Regions from separate parts of the Mus musculus genome. Here region 1 is linked to region 2. Evidence: chromatin loops called from intact Hi-C (ENCODE). Cell type or tissue: heart. All regions are shown on one strand.

The links. Hi-C counts contacts between places; a loop is a spot of excess contacts. Peaks named below come from ENCODE experiments on the same cell type or tissue, not always from the same donor. Only the 100,000 strongest peaks of a DNase experiment are listed, where the experiment ranks them.
Region 1: it touches region 2 in a loop (2.3-fold over the local background); 3 of 42 quality-filtered maps call a loop at or near these places.

The regions. Positions count from the first base shown.
Region 1 is chr13:24,753,597-24,761,596 of GRCm38, forward strand. Gmnn (geminin) reads right to left here. Exons shown (of 7, transcript NM_020567.2): 2 at 6,564-6,621; 3 at 4,000-4,077; 4 at 3,004-3,139; 5 at 62-144. The coding sequence starts at 6,614. Among named protein-coding and RNA genes, the nearest start is that of Gmnn, 4.3 kb to the right of the region's middle. In heart, no CTCF peak of the experiment used is centred here; no DNase peak of the experiment used is centred here; H3K4me3 peaks cover 1,406 bases; H3K27ac peaks cover 1,083 bases.
Region 2 is chr13:24,827,659-24,835,658 of GRCm38, forward strand. Acot13 (acyl-CoA thioesterase 13) reads right to left here and starts at 3,831. Exons shown (of 3, transcript NM_025790.2): 1 at 3,568-3,831. The coding sequence starts at 3,648. Tdp2 (tyrosyl-DNA phosphodiesterase 2) reads left to right here and starts at 4,001. Exons shown (of 7, transcript NM_019551.2): 1 at 4,001-4,271; 2 at 4,352-4,437. The coding sequence starts at 4,074. In heart, no CTCF peak of the experiment used is centred here; a DNase peak (open chromatin) is centred at 3,943; H3K4me3 peaks cover 3,612 bases; H3K27ac peaks cover 2,241 bases.

The DNA of each region.
Region 1 (8,000 bases), 74 kb before region 2:
TTCCTTACTACGCTGATGAGAGAGCACCAGCGAACCGTGAATGGAACGAAGCAACGCTTACTTTCTCATTCTCTTTCAGCGCTTCGTAGAGAGCTTTCCTCCGCTGCTCTGCCACTTCTTTCCAATACTGAGAAGATGGGTTCTCTGGGGAAAAAAAAATTAGTGTTTTATGTAACTTCAAATATCAGTGCTCTAAGCCTGGTCGTAGCAGAGTATACCTAGAGTGAAAACAAGTCCTTGTTTCAAAAATAACAAAAAAAAAACTTAGCTGGGTGTGGTGGCACACACCTTTAATTCCAGTACTTGGGAGTCAGAGGCAAACAAGATCTCTGTGAGCCTGAGGCTAGCCTGGTCTACAGAGCTCCAGCACAGCCAGGGTTACACAGAAAAACACTGTCTCAAAAAATAAAAACAAAAACAACCTTACTGCTAAAAAAAAAAAAAAAAAAAAAAAAAAGCAATAATTTATTTTTATTCAAAAATCCCAATCTCATTTTATTTTCTCACAATATCATCAAAGTTTTCGATCCCTGAGCTGCAACAGAAGGAAAATAAGTGCATTGCTTAATATTTTACAAGATCTGTTTTGTGCTTATTCACTTTTTATTTAACCTTTATGGGGACTCTGCCACCACTCAGTCCAAATATAAGATTGAAAAGTCTAGACTAGTTAATCTGCATATAATTCTTAATTTTGAATTTGTTTCAAGCTCAACATCTGTGGCTAGAATATTGCACACATGCGCTGTGTTCTCAGTGAATCATCAGGAAGTCCACAGCAAAGTCACAAAACTGAATATAAAATTTCACCAAGTTGATTAAGATGCCATAAACCAAGTTTCTCCCTGGTAAAGATTGTTTTTCTTGGTAATTAGTAAGAGATCTAGGGAGTAAAACTTGAGTTTGTTAATCTATTCCCCAACCAATTTTAACACTACTATGATTCTTGCCTAAATCATCTGTAACTCACCACAGCAGCTGACTTTGAAATGAATTCTCCCTTTTCAGTTTTCTATTATCACTACAGATTCATATGTTCCTTCCCATTCAATGTACTAAGACTAATTCTGTCTGTCTGTCTGTCTGTCCTTTGAGACATGTATCCCAGGTTAGCCTGGAACTTCATGAACAGCTGAGAATGGCTGTGAGATGACCCTACCTTCACCTTGGAAAACATGTATTACAGGTGCGTGACAGCACTGCTCATTTTGACGGTGACGTTTTCACCCGTTTAATCAATGTGAATCTGTTTCTTAAACAGGTCCACCATGTTCCCTTACTCTGATATAAGAAACTTGGGGATCACTACCCAGTGCCCTGCTCTCCTGGAATCAGCCACTTCCTTAAGAGCATCCGTGCAGAGCAGAGTTTAAAAACCAAGAACTGGCTCTCTGGTGTGCTTCCTGCTTTCAGTAGAGGGCTTTTAACTATCCATTCATACTAGTTCTCCCAACTCCAGTACAAGAGTTCACCCTTCCCTTCTTCATTCCACACATGGTTTTCCCATTCACCCTAGTACGGACCTGCCTCCCAACAAACACATCACTCATTGCTCCATTCCAAAGCATACACAACATTTTTCTTTTCAAGAGTACACTAATGCACTACCAACAGATTCCACAAAACTCAGGCACTCTGCGCAAGCCTCTTACTTCTACTGATACATCCCACTGGAATTCTGAAGTCAGAGGTGTGCTGGTACTTTCAATACTAGGACAGTGCATGATCACTGATGATTATGTGAGCCATGTTTTTGCCGAGTATGGAGCTAACCCTTGACAGATTTTAACCTACATTACGAGTACAAACATTTAAGTTCTGTTCTGTCTCATGAAAAAGCTGTTGTGGATCTATCCAGTTGCCCAACTGTTTCTTGGTTTTGGGGTTTTTTTTGTTTGTTTGTTTGTTTGTTTTTTTGGTTTTTTTCAAGATAGGGTTTCTGTGTAGCCCTGGCTGTCCTGAAACTCATTCTGTAGACCAGGCTGGCCTTGAACTCAGAAATCTGCCTGCCTCTGCCTCCTAAGTGCTGGGATTCAAGGCGTGTACCACCACTGCCCGGCTGCCCAACTGTTTCTAACTTTGCCCTATCGAAGTACTTTCTGCTTCTAAACTTCCTTACAACATCCCAAGTAACTAAGATCAAACCTACCTGTTCCTGTGTCCTTGAACAAGCCTATGCTTAAATTTCTCACGGCCACTGACCAATACAGAAGAAAAAAAAAGTCGTCTCACTGATGAGCCAGGTGTGGCAGCTCAAGATTGTCACTGAAGAGGCTGAGGCAAAAATTCAAAGCCAGACCGGGGCTACACTGAGTTCTAGGACAGTCCAGGCTGCAGTGTCTCACAAAAAAAGAAAAGCCCAACCACAATGTTTCTAAAACATCATCAGTTTCCTCTTCAGATTTCTTCTACTCCTCCATTAAATACTACCACTTTTTAAAAGTGTTTCGGCAGGCAGTGGTGGCACACACCTTTGATCCTAGCACTCGGGGAGCAGAGGCAGGCAGATCTCTCATTTGGAGGCCAGCCTTTTCTTCAGAATGAGTTCTAAAATAGCCCGGACTACACAGAGGAACCCGGTGTCTCAAGAAAAATACAAAAAAATAAAAAGGAAGAAAGGAAGGAGAAAAAAAGGTGTATTTCTCATTTACCTTCAACCCCTTTCTCCAGTGATGTTCCCCCGGTCCCATTACTTAGTGTTCTCTTGGAATATTCAAATCCATTCTCCATTAACACTTTTCTGAAAAGCCCATTTCTGGGTCTTAAAGATCCCAATGCAACTTACTGAGACGCCAACTCAGTCACTGTCCTGTTCTTTAATATTTCACCCACACTGGGGTCTTGCCAAACAAATGGTCTGTCCCATGCGTCCAAATTTAGAGTATTTTCATATTTACAACACAAAATTTTAAATTATCAAACAGCAACCCCACCAAGTAAGACACCATAATTTAACCTTTCAAGGCAAGACTTATGTTGGTTTTTTTTTTTTTTTTTGCATACCTTTACTTATAAGATCAAAGGCTTCCTGGGTGAGGTCTCCAACATCCTTATTTTCATTAGCTTCTGGACCACAGCTTGAAGTCTGAGATGCTAGCTGGTCATCCCAAAGCTTCCTTTTGAACAAGCCTTTTGGCAACTGTGATTTGATGAACAAGAAAGCTACATTATTTACTTATGTAGTTAAGAATCCATTTTAAAAGTTATATAATTCAAAACCACCAAAATAGGGCTGGTGAGTTAGTTCATTGGTTAATGGTACTTGCCACCAAGACTAACAACCTGCATTCTATCCAGGGGACCCACACAGTGAAGGAAGCAGAGTCCCGAAAGCTCCTCTGACTTCAGTTGGGGACTGTAGTACTTATGGGCTTTAAAGACCATGCAAACATATATATACCTACACAGGTATGTGCAGATACAAAATAGCTGTATTTTTTTAGATTTTATTGTAATTACGTTTTTATATCTCTGTGTTAGTTTATACATTTACATGCAGTTCTTGGCCAGAAAAGGGTGTCCCATCCCTTTAAGGAAAAGCGACAGGCAGTTGAGCTGCCCACTGGGAACTGAACTCAGGTCCTCTTCAGCCCAGAAATGTAATTTAAAAAAAAAAAAAGTTACCAGAATGTATAATATTATTTTAGGAATCTTATTTGCAATTATTTTGGTTAGAACTACAGCTTAGCTACAATAAAGAAAAGATTAGGGGGTGGAGAGATGGCTCAGCAGTTAAAAGCACTGGCTGCTCTTCCAGAGGTCCTGAGTTCAAATCCCAGCAACCACATGGTGGCTCACAACCATCTGTAATGAGACCTGATACCTTCTGACAGCTACAGTATACTTATATATAATGAATAAATGAATCTTAAAAAAAGAGAGAGAAAAAGAGAAAGAAAGAGAAAAAGGAAGAAAGAAAAGGTTTGTTTTTAAGAAAGTCGGGGAAATGTCTAGTGCTGACTGGCCCACGGTCCACCCATCCTAGCCCTGTACACATACCTCATTTTCTCTGCCAACAAGAGATCCATCTGCAGAAGGCTGGATCATCTTCAGCGTTCTCCTTGGGACAGGACTATTCTAAAAGTCAAGATGATTCATTATCTGGTTACAGCTGTAGGATTACTTTCTGAGTTTTTACATATTAGACTTAGTCTTACTAGAATTTGAAAGGAAAAAAAAAATCACTAAGAACACAAAATTTGGCCTGCTATATACATAAAGTCTCACAGTGCTGTATCCAAACCAGATATTGGCTTCATCAACCAGCAGACTCATCTCCCAAGAGAATACTAAAGCTTGAAAAGATCGTTAATGGGCCCTACCATCCAACCAGATACACATAACTTCCCTCATTCTCACACATATTCTCACTGTACTCACAGTCAACTTACTTATCTCAGGCAAAACACACGTGACATACTTCCTGTGTTGGCATTGATTGTCCAAACACTAGCCGGGCAGCGGTGGCGCGAGCCTTTAATCCCAGCACTCAGGAGGCAGAGGCAGGTGGATTTCTGAGTTCGAGGCCAGCCTGGTCTACAAAGTGAGCTCCAGGACAGCCAGGGCTACACAGAGAAACCCTGTCTCGAGAAAAAAGATTAAAAAAAAAAAAGATTCTTCCAAATTTGGAATTTATAAACACTCTACTTACAAGAGGTAAACACTGAGAGAAGAGTAAGTTAAACCACAAAATACTCTCTAATAAAAAAGATTCATCTCATTTCAGAACTCTAAATATTCCCAAACAATAATGGACATTTGTGAAAACCTGCTGGTTAATTTTTACCAAAAAACAAAAACAAAAGCAAAACAAAACAAAACAAAAACAAAAAAAAAACGACCGTATCTGGGAAAAGGGAAGCTCAGCTGTTGAAATGCTATTATCACAATGGCCTATAGACAAGTGGGGGGCGGGGAGGAAGCACATTTTCTTGATTGATTGTCGATGTGAAGGGCTCAGCTGTTGCCATGCTATCCCTGGGGTTAAGAGTTGGCTAGAGGTGAGGGGTTAGGGGAGAAGCCAGTAAGTAAGGAGCGTTCCTGCATGGCCTATGCTTCAGTTCCTGCCTTGAATTCCTGTTCTGCCCTCTCTCAAGGGTCAGACAGTGACTCAAGAGCTAGAACCTGAAATAAACTCTCATCCTGTTTGTTTCTGCTCATGGTGGGTTTGTTGTTGTTTTGGTTTTTCTGAGACCGGGTTTCTCTGTGTAGCTGTGGCTATCCTAGAACTTACTATGTAGATCAGGCTGGCCTTAAACTCACAGAGATCCACCTGCTTATACCTTCTTGCTGGGACTAACGGGTGTGTCACCGTGCCTGACACAAGGAATGTAACTTTTAGCAATACATTGTAGGTGGAATTGTAAGTGGGAACAAATGCATGTGTGGATAATGGTAGCCCCTCAGCTATCCCCTGACAGTAGAAGCAGTTTTGCTACAAGTCCATTCATTAGGACATTGATAGAATGTCAGTGCTTTAGGCAAATTAAATACTCTGGTCCAGGCTGGTAGCACAAACCTGTAATCCCAGCACTGGGTAGGTTGGGAGGCAGGCAGGAGAAGCTCTCTTGAGTTCAAGGCCAGCCAGATGTCTACATCACAGTGAGTGGCACAGTAACCAGGGCCACTTACTGAGAACCTATATCAAAAAATAAACACCAATAACAAAAACAAGCCAGACTTGGTGGCATAAACCTTTAATCCTGCCACTTGGAAGGCAGAGATAGGAGAATTTCTATGAATTTCAGGATAGCCACGGCTACTAGTAAGACCTTGCCTCAAAACAAGCCCTTCCAAAAACAAACAACAAAAGCCTTCTAAAATGCCCAAGCTATTATTTTAAAAACAAAAAGTTGCCTTCTTTATGATATGCAAATAGCCCCTGTAGTGTTCCCGATTTGAAAGTTTTATTTGGGAAAGAAAATCATTAGTTATACTGCCACCATGGGACAGCAAACAATGGTAAACACTCAAGCAAGGTTAGCAAGAACATGACACCACACCTGCGTGAGAAAGTTACTGTGCTTCACACGGCTGCGTCCACCTTTCCCACGGTAGCCTCTAGTGTTGCTTATCTCGCTGTGCAACGGAGGGACCAATGCCAGCCACCACGAGAACAAATATTATCACGACATCTCAGATACAATGTAGGTGCCAGATTAATCAAGTCTCCAAACAGAAGAAAATACAACTAAGTGCTTGATGTTGATCATGGTCAAAGAAGCCAACCCACCTGCTGTCATGCTCACGTTCACACACAACACTTCCACGACTTCCACTTCATAGATGTAAGCTTTCTGAACGATAGCCCACGGAATGTATACTACTATATCCTTTTCTCTAAACACACAGTGCACAGAAGAGCAGACTTCTAGACTCCAAGTTTCACTCATATTTAAATCTTAACCCTCTTCCTAAAACTATATACAAGCGTATACTCCGTTCACTCTGGCACTGGAGGAAATCTCAGCCCCCGGGGTTTGGGGCCAGCCTGGGCAACACAACAAAACTTCACCTCTTAATTAAAACAAATTCAAGCACACTGAAGTGGCTCCATTACATACCTTCACATTCTCTTGGGCTCCCTCCTGCTTCTGCTTCATACTGAGATTCATTTTTCAGCTGGCAAAGCACAAGAAGAAAAGGTGATTTCAGTATTTATATCTGAATGTGGAATCTAGATTTTTTTTTTAGAAAATTATTTATACCACAAAAATCTTACTACTTTATGGTAGAACCACTATCTGTAACAATGGCACAGTGTCCTGTACAAACTACAGAGATCTCAAAAAGACCTGAGAAAAGGGCACTGGGAAAAGCCAAACAGACACTTGGGCCCATTCACCCTAAAGAACAGCATCATGCACATGACTGCAATCCTGGAACACGGTGGAGATAGGAGCCTATGGGAGCCTAGGCTACGCAGCCAAGAGCCTGTCTCAAAAACAAAAACAAAACCCAAGATCTTTTGGCTCCAACCAAGATGTCGAGCTCAGTGAGTACTGTGCATAACAAGCATGCACAAAGGCTCAGCTCAGTTCCTGGTACTGCATAACCAGACACAAGTCCATAATACCAGCAGCTGGGCAGAGAACCAGAATTCAAGGTTATAGTCAGCTACGTAGCAAACACAAGACCAAGCTGAATTTAAAAGGAGGCTAGGGGGAACGGTAAACTGTACCCCCCACCTCTTACTTACATGTAATTAAAAATTTACATTGTGCCCTGGCACTCACCCATGTATGCAAATATAAACAACTTATAGCCCAGCCAGAGTGGTGTTCTGTTATTTCCTATTCTATTTCAAGTTAATAAAACCCGATCGCCAAAAACAAAACAAAACAAAACAAAACAAAAATTGGGCAGCGGTGGCACACGCCTTTAATCCTAGCACTTGGGAGGCAGAGGCAGGCGGATTCATGAGTTCAAGGCCAGCCTGGTTTACAGAGTGAGTTCCAGGCCAGGGCTACACAGAGAAACCCTCTGTCTCGGAAAAACAAACAAACAAACAAACAAACAAACAAAAAACCCGATCGGAAACCTATTCGCAGGGGCTTTGATGTATTTCTCTTTTCTTTTTAAATGGCTAAGTGGGCAAAGCTGACCTTGAACTCCTGTACCTCCTGCCTCAACCTCCTGGGTGCAGGAGACTGAGCACTGACACCAGGCCCAGACTTGGATAACGAAGGCAGTGGGCCAAGATCCCGCTATCATTAGTGAGTCGTGAGCACAGAGACAGTGTCGGAGAACCTACTATCACCTACAGCGGCACCACTGGGAGAGCAGACGCAGGACTCAATGCCCTTGTCCCAGGAGTAGCGTTTGCTGCAGTTGGTGAGCAGGCGGGAGGGATCTACACCCAGTTCAACCCCTAGCCGTGCAATCAGCCCGGACTCCGAGGCAGCAAACTTCCCCGGGCGCGCCGGCCCCGCCCAACGCGGCGCGCGCCAGCCAATAGGAAGAGCGAACACCAGAGCGCGCCAAAACCGACCTCACCAATG
Region 2 (8,000 bases):
CAGCCAGGCCCGGTAGCAGAAGCCTTTAATCCTAACATGCGGGAGTCGGGGGCAGGCAGATCTCTGTGAGTTTGTGGCAGGCCTGATCTACAAAGTGAGTTCCAGGATACTAGGGGCTGTTACACAGAAAAACTCTGAATTGATAAAACCGATCCAAAACAAAATAAAACAAAAAGCAAAAGGAGGACATCACACTGGGAGGCAGCAGCGAGTGCATCTGAGAGGACTACGGAGTGAGTCCATTCAAATACATTCCATTTGAAGTTCTCAAAGAATAATCAACATACAAAAAAAATTCTCAAAAAATGTGCAGCTTTATATAAGTAGTGCTCAATTCTAGAATTGAAAAGGCCAACTAGAATCTATGAATTACTGTAAATGTGTCTTTGGATAGGACTCCAAAGGAGGCAGCCAGAGAAGGCTGGTGAAAATAAATACCCAAGCCTGTGGCAGGAATCTAGGGAGGCACTGCTGGCCCTTACGAGGTCTCCTGCCTTCCTTGCAGAACCTTGAAAGTTATAAACAAGCACTTAAGTGTATTCCAGTATTCTTTATATTCAAGTGTTCCTATAAAGAGGGCATTTGAATAAAGTATAGTGTATCTACAAAATGGAACAATCTTTCTAAAAAGAAAGCAGGGCCTCGGAGTTCTGTCCTGCAGCTGGCTGGAAGCTCTTTTGCAGGCTCTGGCTTGAATGCATTCTAAAGCTCAGGTTCACTCACCAGGATGTGGTAGTGTGCCTGAGTTCTCCTAACATGAGGTGCAAACTGTGTGCCCTCGTGACTGGATTTCCAAGGCTGCCCAATAATAATTCAAATTGCCAATAAGACAATTTGAAAGATTCCCTTTTGGAAGCAAACCAAATTTGCAAGCATGGAGGGACGACAGTTTCCTGCTAGCTGGCCTGCCTCTGCAAGTAGGGCGCTTCAGAGATGCAGCAATACTGAGTTCCCACTCGTGGAGGGGTGGGCTTTTCAGTGATGCAGCTGCCTCCGAGTGCTGTGTACTCTAAAACACTCACGAGGTCACTGTGTTAGCAGGCTTACTGTTGCTACCCTACCTGGGGTGAACAGATGTTAGTTCATTTCTCCCCAGGGAAAGTTACACTGTAGGAAAACATGTATCATGCAGACATAATTTCTTTTTTCTTTTTCTTTTGAGACAATGTCTCTTATATAATTCAGGTTGGCCTTGAACTAGGTATGAACTTGAGGATGATTTTGAACTTCTGATCTGTCTCCTTCCCTGAATGTTGCTGGTTACATTACAGGTGCGTGTTACCACATCTGCTTTTCTGTGATGCTAGAGATGGAAACCAGGGGTTTGTGCGTGCCAGGCAAGCATTCTACCAGCCGAGCCACATGAGCACAAAAAATTGGAAAGTGAAGAGTTAGGTGTTTTGTATTGTCTTATGAAAATGAGACTCGACCAGGATGTTGAAGTCCTTGCAGAATTAGCAAGTATAGCAATCTTTTATGAATCATTGGTGACAGAATACACCACATGAGTAATACCAGCACTCGGGAGACAGAGGCATGGAAAGTCAATACAAGTTTCAGACCAGTCAGGATCCTGTCTCAAAAAACAAAACAGCCGGGCGGTGGTGGCGCATGCCTTTAATCCCAGCACTCGGGAGGCAGAGGCAGGAGGATTTCTGAGTTCGAGGCCAGCCTGGTCTACAGAGTGAGTTCCAGGACAGCCAGGGCTATACAGAGAAACCCTGTCTCGAAAAACAAAACAAAAAAAAAAAAAAAAAAAAAGGAAATCACAAAACCCACACATACACATATACATGCCATTATACAAAAATATATACTTTAGTCTTAGCTTCTCATCCCACATAAAACAACCTCTTGTGTGTGTGTGGGGGGGGGACTTTTGGGATAGCATTGGAAATGTAATTGAAGAAAATACGTAATAAAAAAAAAAAGAAAAAAAAAGAAAAAAAAAACCAAAACAACCTCTTATCTGTCTGTCATAAGTTATCAATCACACAATAACTATTATTATATTATCGACCCCATGTAGTTTAACAGCCACTAGCTGCTACCTATAAATAATAAACTTGTGCAGTGTGGCTAGCCATACTACAAATGTGAGATTTATGCTAATTTTCAACTATTAAGTGTTTTAAAAAAAAAATCACTTTTTTTTTTTTTTGAGGGATTTGTTTATGTAACTAGCTTACAAGCTAGCCTGCATCAGCCTCCCTTAGCCTGGAATTACAGGCAGGTACCAAGCTGAACGTAGGTATGAGAATTTTAATTAGTTACTCAAAGGCAATCAAACCAATGTCAAAATTACCTCACAAAAAAACAGTCAGATGCTGTGGCACATACTATTCATCCCAATACTCAAGTAGCAGAGGCTGATCAATCTCTGTGAGATCCAGGATGACCTGGTCTACATGTCAAGTTCTGGATAGAACTTAAATAAATAATAGAAAATAAATAAATAAATAAAACCAAATAAATACGTTACAAAATATTCTAATACCCAGGAGGGTGAGGAAAGCTTACGGAGAAGTGGCTATGGAACCCTGTCAACGACAGGTGCCCACCTGCAACCCTGTCAATGACGGGCTCCCACCTGCAAGCTTGGATTAACTACATCCCAGTCCTCATAAAGTTGTTTTTGGTTGTTTTTAAAGAATTAAAATTTCCTCTTAAATCATTAAAATTCTTTTTAGGTAATATTATCTTTCTAAAAGTCACTGTCAAATGCTGTCCTTAGTTTTGAAATATTTCCTATTGGAAAACATTAAATATATTTACCTAAGGGTTATTTCCTATTTTTTTGACACTTTATGAACATAGTTAAAAAATTCTAAGAGGGGGCGTGTTCAGGAAAAAGATTTCAAATGCCTGTTGTTGACCAAAATTTATATTTCATGCCCAAATTCTTTTTAAATTTCCAAGTATTTTTTCTTAATCAGAAAAATAGACATGCGTGCATTAAAACATTTATTAAAAAGTCTGCAGCAAGTTCTAAGGTTAAGTGTCTTTCTACTCTGACAATACCACGCACTGGACTTCTGCTACGGATATTTATTAAGGATTGCTTCCTATAGAACACAATGTCTATAAAGTCTGGAAAACAGTAGTCTACGTTAGTTCATGTGGAATGGCAGGGTGCAGGCACTGGTCCTGGTTAACTCTGTAGACTCCCAGGCCAGCCTGGACTACAAGGGTTCTCAGCCAACAAACGTTACATAGTTACATAGACCTAGTTACAAAGACCTAGTCTCAAAAGCAAGAAATACAACACACGTACAGGTGGTTCTCGCATTCACTTCCGTACCTCAAACCTCCTTGACTCTTAAGAAACAATTCCTATATACTAGCCCTGCAGGCTCCAGCGTCCCTTAAATGGTACGCTGACATTTTTTCTCCACACACTCCAACAGTTTGCTGGTTAAAAAAAAAACAAAAAACAAAAAACCAAACATGCTTATTTACGTTTCGATGAGAATCCACGCCACGCACTTCCCCTGCGTTTGCGAGGCCACTAAGGTGTTTTACTAGGTTCGTCCCCTTCACCAGATACTTCGCCTACAATAAATATACCTTTTCCAAAACTCTATCAAAACCGGGAACTTTGAACATAACCTTCATTACTTCTCGTAGGTTCTGGGTCATGCTGCTCATCGTGGACGCAAAGCAAGAGTCTGGGCTCTGCGAGAATGAACTCTGGAAGAGACGTTTGTGAGAGGACAAGGGTGTGGAAGGTCAAGTCTGCAAGCCCGGCCGCTGTCGCGTCGTGCTCGGGAGAAAGGATCGCGCGCCCCGGTCGCCCTGGTCCTAGATGATCACGGGTTACCTTCACTCTTTAGCGCCCCAGCGCGCACGCGCAACCTTCAGGCCTCCTCGGCCCCTCCTTCCCCTCCCCTCCCCCTCCCCCTCCCCATCTGCGCCTCGCTGGCCGCGGACGGGGACCAGAGAGGGCGGTCTTCTTGCCGGAAGGTTGACGCGGACGCGCTTGCACGCTGCGCGCCTGCGCAGGTTCCGGCGTTCGCGATCAGTCGCGCGGGAAGCAGCGTGAAGAGCGGGTGTTTTGAGGGGACCCTGCGGCGATGGCGTCTGGCAGCAGTTCCGATGCGGCGGAGCCCGCAGGGCCGGCAGGGCGGGCGGCGTCGGCGCCCGAAGCAGCACAGGCGGAGGAGGACCGGGTGAAGAGGCGGCGGCTTCAGTGCCTGGGCTTTGCGTTGGTGGGGGGATGCGACCCCACGATGGTCCCCAGCGTCCTGCGGGAGAACGACTGGCAGACGCAGGTCAGTTCGCGTCTCTCGCTTCCGCCGCTCTCCCCCGGGAGGCGGGGCGCGCCCTGCAGCCTTGTGCCTTTGCTTTTCAGAAAGCCCTGAGCGCCTACTTCGAGCTGCCAGAGAACGACCAAGGGTGGCCGCGCCAGCCTCCCACGTCCTTCAAGTCCGAGGCCTAGTAAGCGACGGGGGTCGCGGGCTGCTCGCCGAGGGCGGGGAGGGACCGCCTGCTGGGCTTGGGCGTCCGAGGACCGGGACCTGGAAAAGGGCGGCCGGCGCCCCAGAGCTGGAAATCTCAGGGAATGCTTCCGAGGATGCAGGGTCACTTCCCAGCGGGACTTGTCTTTGTTGTTTTGGGACGAGTCTCACTGTGTAGCGCTTGGCTGGCCTGGAACTCGTCGTTATTTGAACCAAGCTGGCCTCGAACTCAGATCAGCTTGCTTCTGCCCTCTCAGTGCTGGCACGTTGAAGGCACATACTAGAACTGGCTTCCAACGTGATTTATTTTATTTTATTTTATCTTATTTCTTAAACCTGAAGATTATTTTATGTATTTTGAGGCAGAACCTCACCCTTTATCCCTGGCTGGCCTGAGCTTGGTGTGTAGACTAGGTTGGCCTCAAACACAGATCTACCTGCCTCAGAATCGAATGGGCTGGATTTAGAGTGCCCACCACCACACTGGGATGGAATTTTTGTTTAATGTTACCGTTATTTGTTCTTTTTCGAGACAGAGGCTTGCAATAATCCTGACCTCCAGCTCTCTTCCAGCCTCCCTTTTGCTAGCATTGCATCTGATTCCAGCACTCCCTACCCGAACTTTTTATTTGAGCCATATATGTCCAGGCTGACTTGGAACTCCTTTGTGGTCAAGGCTTGCCTTCCATTGGCCCAGTACTGGGATTAAAGGTTTGTGAAACCCTGGCTACTGAAATACACTTACTGACCTGAAATATTGGTGATATGTAAACTGAAGATTAGAAAAAAAACAGAGGTAGAGATTTTCTCCTGAAGAATGGTAACCTGTAAGTCTCCTTGTTTCTGCATAGTTTATCTGCTCTCCTCTTGCCAAAGAACGATAGTTTTTCTTTTGAGACAGGTTTGTTTCAAGTTTGATTAGTTTGGCACAAGTTTGTGTGTAGTTCAGGCCGGCATTGAGCTCCTAGCAATCTTGCCTCAGCCTGTGGGAACTAAAAACCATACCAGCCAGGTTTAATATTTGTTTTTAGTGTATGCTGTTCCTGTTGTCTCAATGCCCTGCCTCCGATTTTCATTGTTGTTGTTCTACAGTTTGCAGAATAAAACTAAGGTGCCGTACTGGGCCTTGTACACGAATTGGCCACTGTTCTTTCCAGAGTGTCTTACATGGGAGTTGTCTGTGTCAGAAGAGACGGGCAATCATCATAAAACAGCTGTGCTGAAAATTACGTGGGAAGTTGTTTAGAAAATGTTGGGTCTGCACACTCCAGAGGTTATAAATAAATAAAGAGTGGAGTCCACCTATCCAGTACCCCCTCCCCACCTCCTCCAGTTACTTGTGTGTAGGTTAGACAACAACTCTGGTCTGGTTGGAGGCAGGGTTTCTTTATATAGCCCTGGCTTGTCCTGGAACTCACTCTGTAGACCAGGCTGGCCTTGAACTCAGAAATCCGTCTGCCTCTGCCTCCCAAGTGCTGGGATTAAAGGCGTGTGCCCACTGCCCAGCCCCAGAAGAGGGCATAAGAACCCTTGAAACTGGGGTTAGTTATGAGCTATGCATGCTGCAGTTCTAGGACTTGAACCCAAGTCCTCTGAAAGACCAAGTACTCCTAAAGTGATCTCTTCTGTCTCAAATGTTTTTAGTTAAAAATGAAGGGCCTAAGATCAGATAATGTTCTGAAATTGCTTAGCCTTTTCTCTTTGGTAAGGCTGCAGAAAAAGTATAATATTGAATGTTAGAAAAGAAAGCTTTCTGAGATGGGTGAAGTTCCAAAAGGAACTTGGCATTAAACATAGTTTTTGGTTCTCTTTAAAAATACTTTTATACATACAGATGATTTTTAGCCAGATGTGGTAGCTTATGTTACTTGGGAAGCTGAGGCAGGATTGCCAAAGGTTTGAGGCCAGCTTAGCCAAAGTATTGAGTCCTAGGGCAGGCAGTCTGGATATATACTTGCTAAAGTTCCTACTTTATAAGCTTGTAAGTTTGAGCCTTGCAGGTATACATTTCGAGACCTTGTTTCAAAGAGGGTGTTTACATTTCATATTTTGCTTTAGAATTGGTACTAAACTATCTTGCATCAAGACCTTGGCTTCAAATCTTCACTAGAAAGAACAGGATGACTGATTCTAGGCAGGAGTAAGTGAGCTAGGAGATGGATTTAGAATAATCTACAGTGCTGGGAAGTAAGGGAGTAGCCAGAGAATGTTGGAAACGTTCCAGGAGAACATAGGATTAATGTAAAATTGGTGACAAGGAATACTTGGGTATTTCAGAACAGGTTGTAGTCTGCACAATAAAATACGAACCCATATTTAAGTAAGTATCTGCTGTTTGTGGGACAAGTAACTTTTAAAAAAAAAAAAATTACTTATTTTATGTACATGAGTACACTGTCTCTATCTTCAGACACACCAGAAGAGGGAATCCGATCCTATTACAGATGGTTGTGAGTCACCATATGGTTGCTGGGAATTGAACTCAGGTCCTCTGGAAGAGCAGTTGGTACTCTTATCTCTCCAACCCGACTAGTTACTGTTGTAGGGGAATTTAAACTGCTAAATTTCTAAGGCTTGAGGAATTAGAAAAATCTCTTGAGAACTATTAAAGAAATGTTTCAGTTAAGTACGGGCAGTAAAACCAGGATGAAAGTTGAGTCATAAACAAGATGCTTCCATAGTTAAAACCCACAAAATACTAAGGAGAATGGGAAAAATCAGTACTTTTCAGTGGGGATATTTGGTTAACACCTTAACCATGCATTGGTAATGCTGTCATTCCTGTCCCAAAGTTCATACCTAGACTTGTAAGAAAACATCAAGATTAACTGAATTATTGTATAAAACAATGATTGTATAAAACAAGTAGCCTGTACTCTTCAAAAATGCCTCATGAGGAAGACTAAAAAATATATATATGTTTATACACACACACACACACACACATATATATATATATATATATATATATATATATATATATATATGTATATTGATGGTAATGGAGCTGACGGTTCAGGTTGTATGGTATGTATGCAAGCAAGCCTTTCGAGAAGAATAGAAGTAAGTGGTTTGGAAATAGACTAAGGTAAATAATTGTTAATTAAACAAGAAAATACTAGTATTTGTAAATTTCGGGTACATAGTTGGTTAGGGGTTCTGTTTTTACTGCTTTTCTGTTTTGAAAGTCAGTAATTGTAAGACTCAAAAGTTAACAAGATGCCCGAGGCTGAATACGTCAAAGAAAGCCATTATTTGTGGTCATGCGGTAGTTGTATGGTTATTGTGCAGGAGGATCGCATTGTGAAACAAGGAGCAACTCTAGGAGAACAGCGAGACAGGACAGTGTGCAGCTCTTTTTTACCATGTGGGTTCTGAGATAGAACTCAGGCCATTAGGCTTGGAAGCAAGCACCTTGATGCACCAAGCTCTCTCCAGCCCAACTTTTCCTTTTCTATAGAGTCTTAGGAGTCTTCAAAGAAAAATATAGGATAAGTATCTGTTATCTGAAGTGTTGGGACCAAAAATTATTTTGAGTTTCGT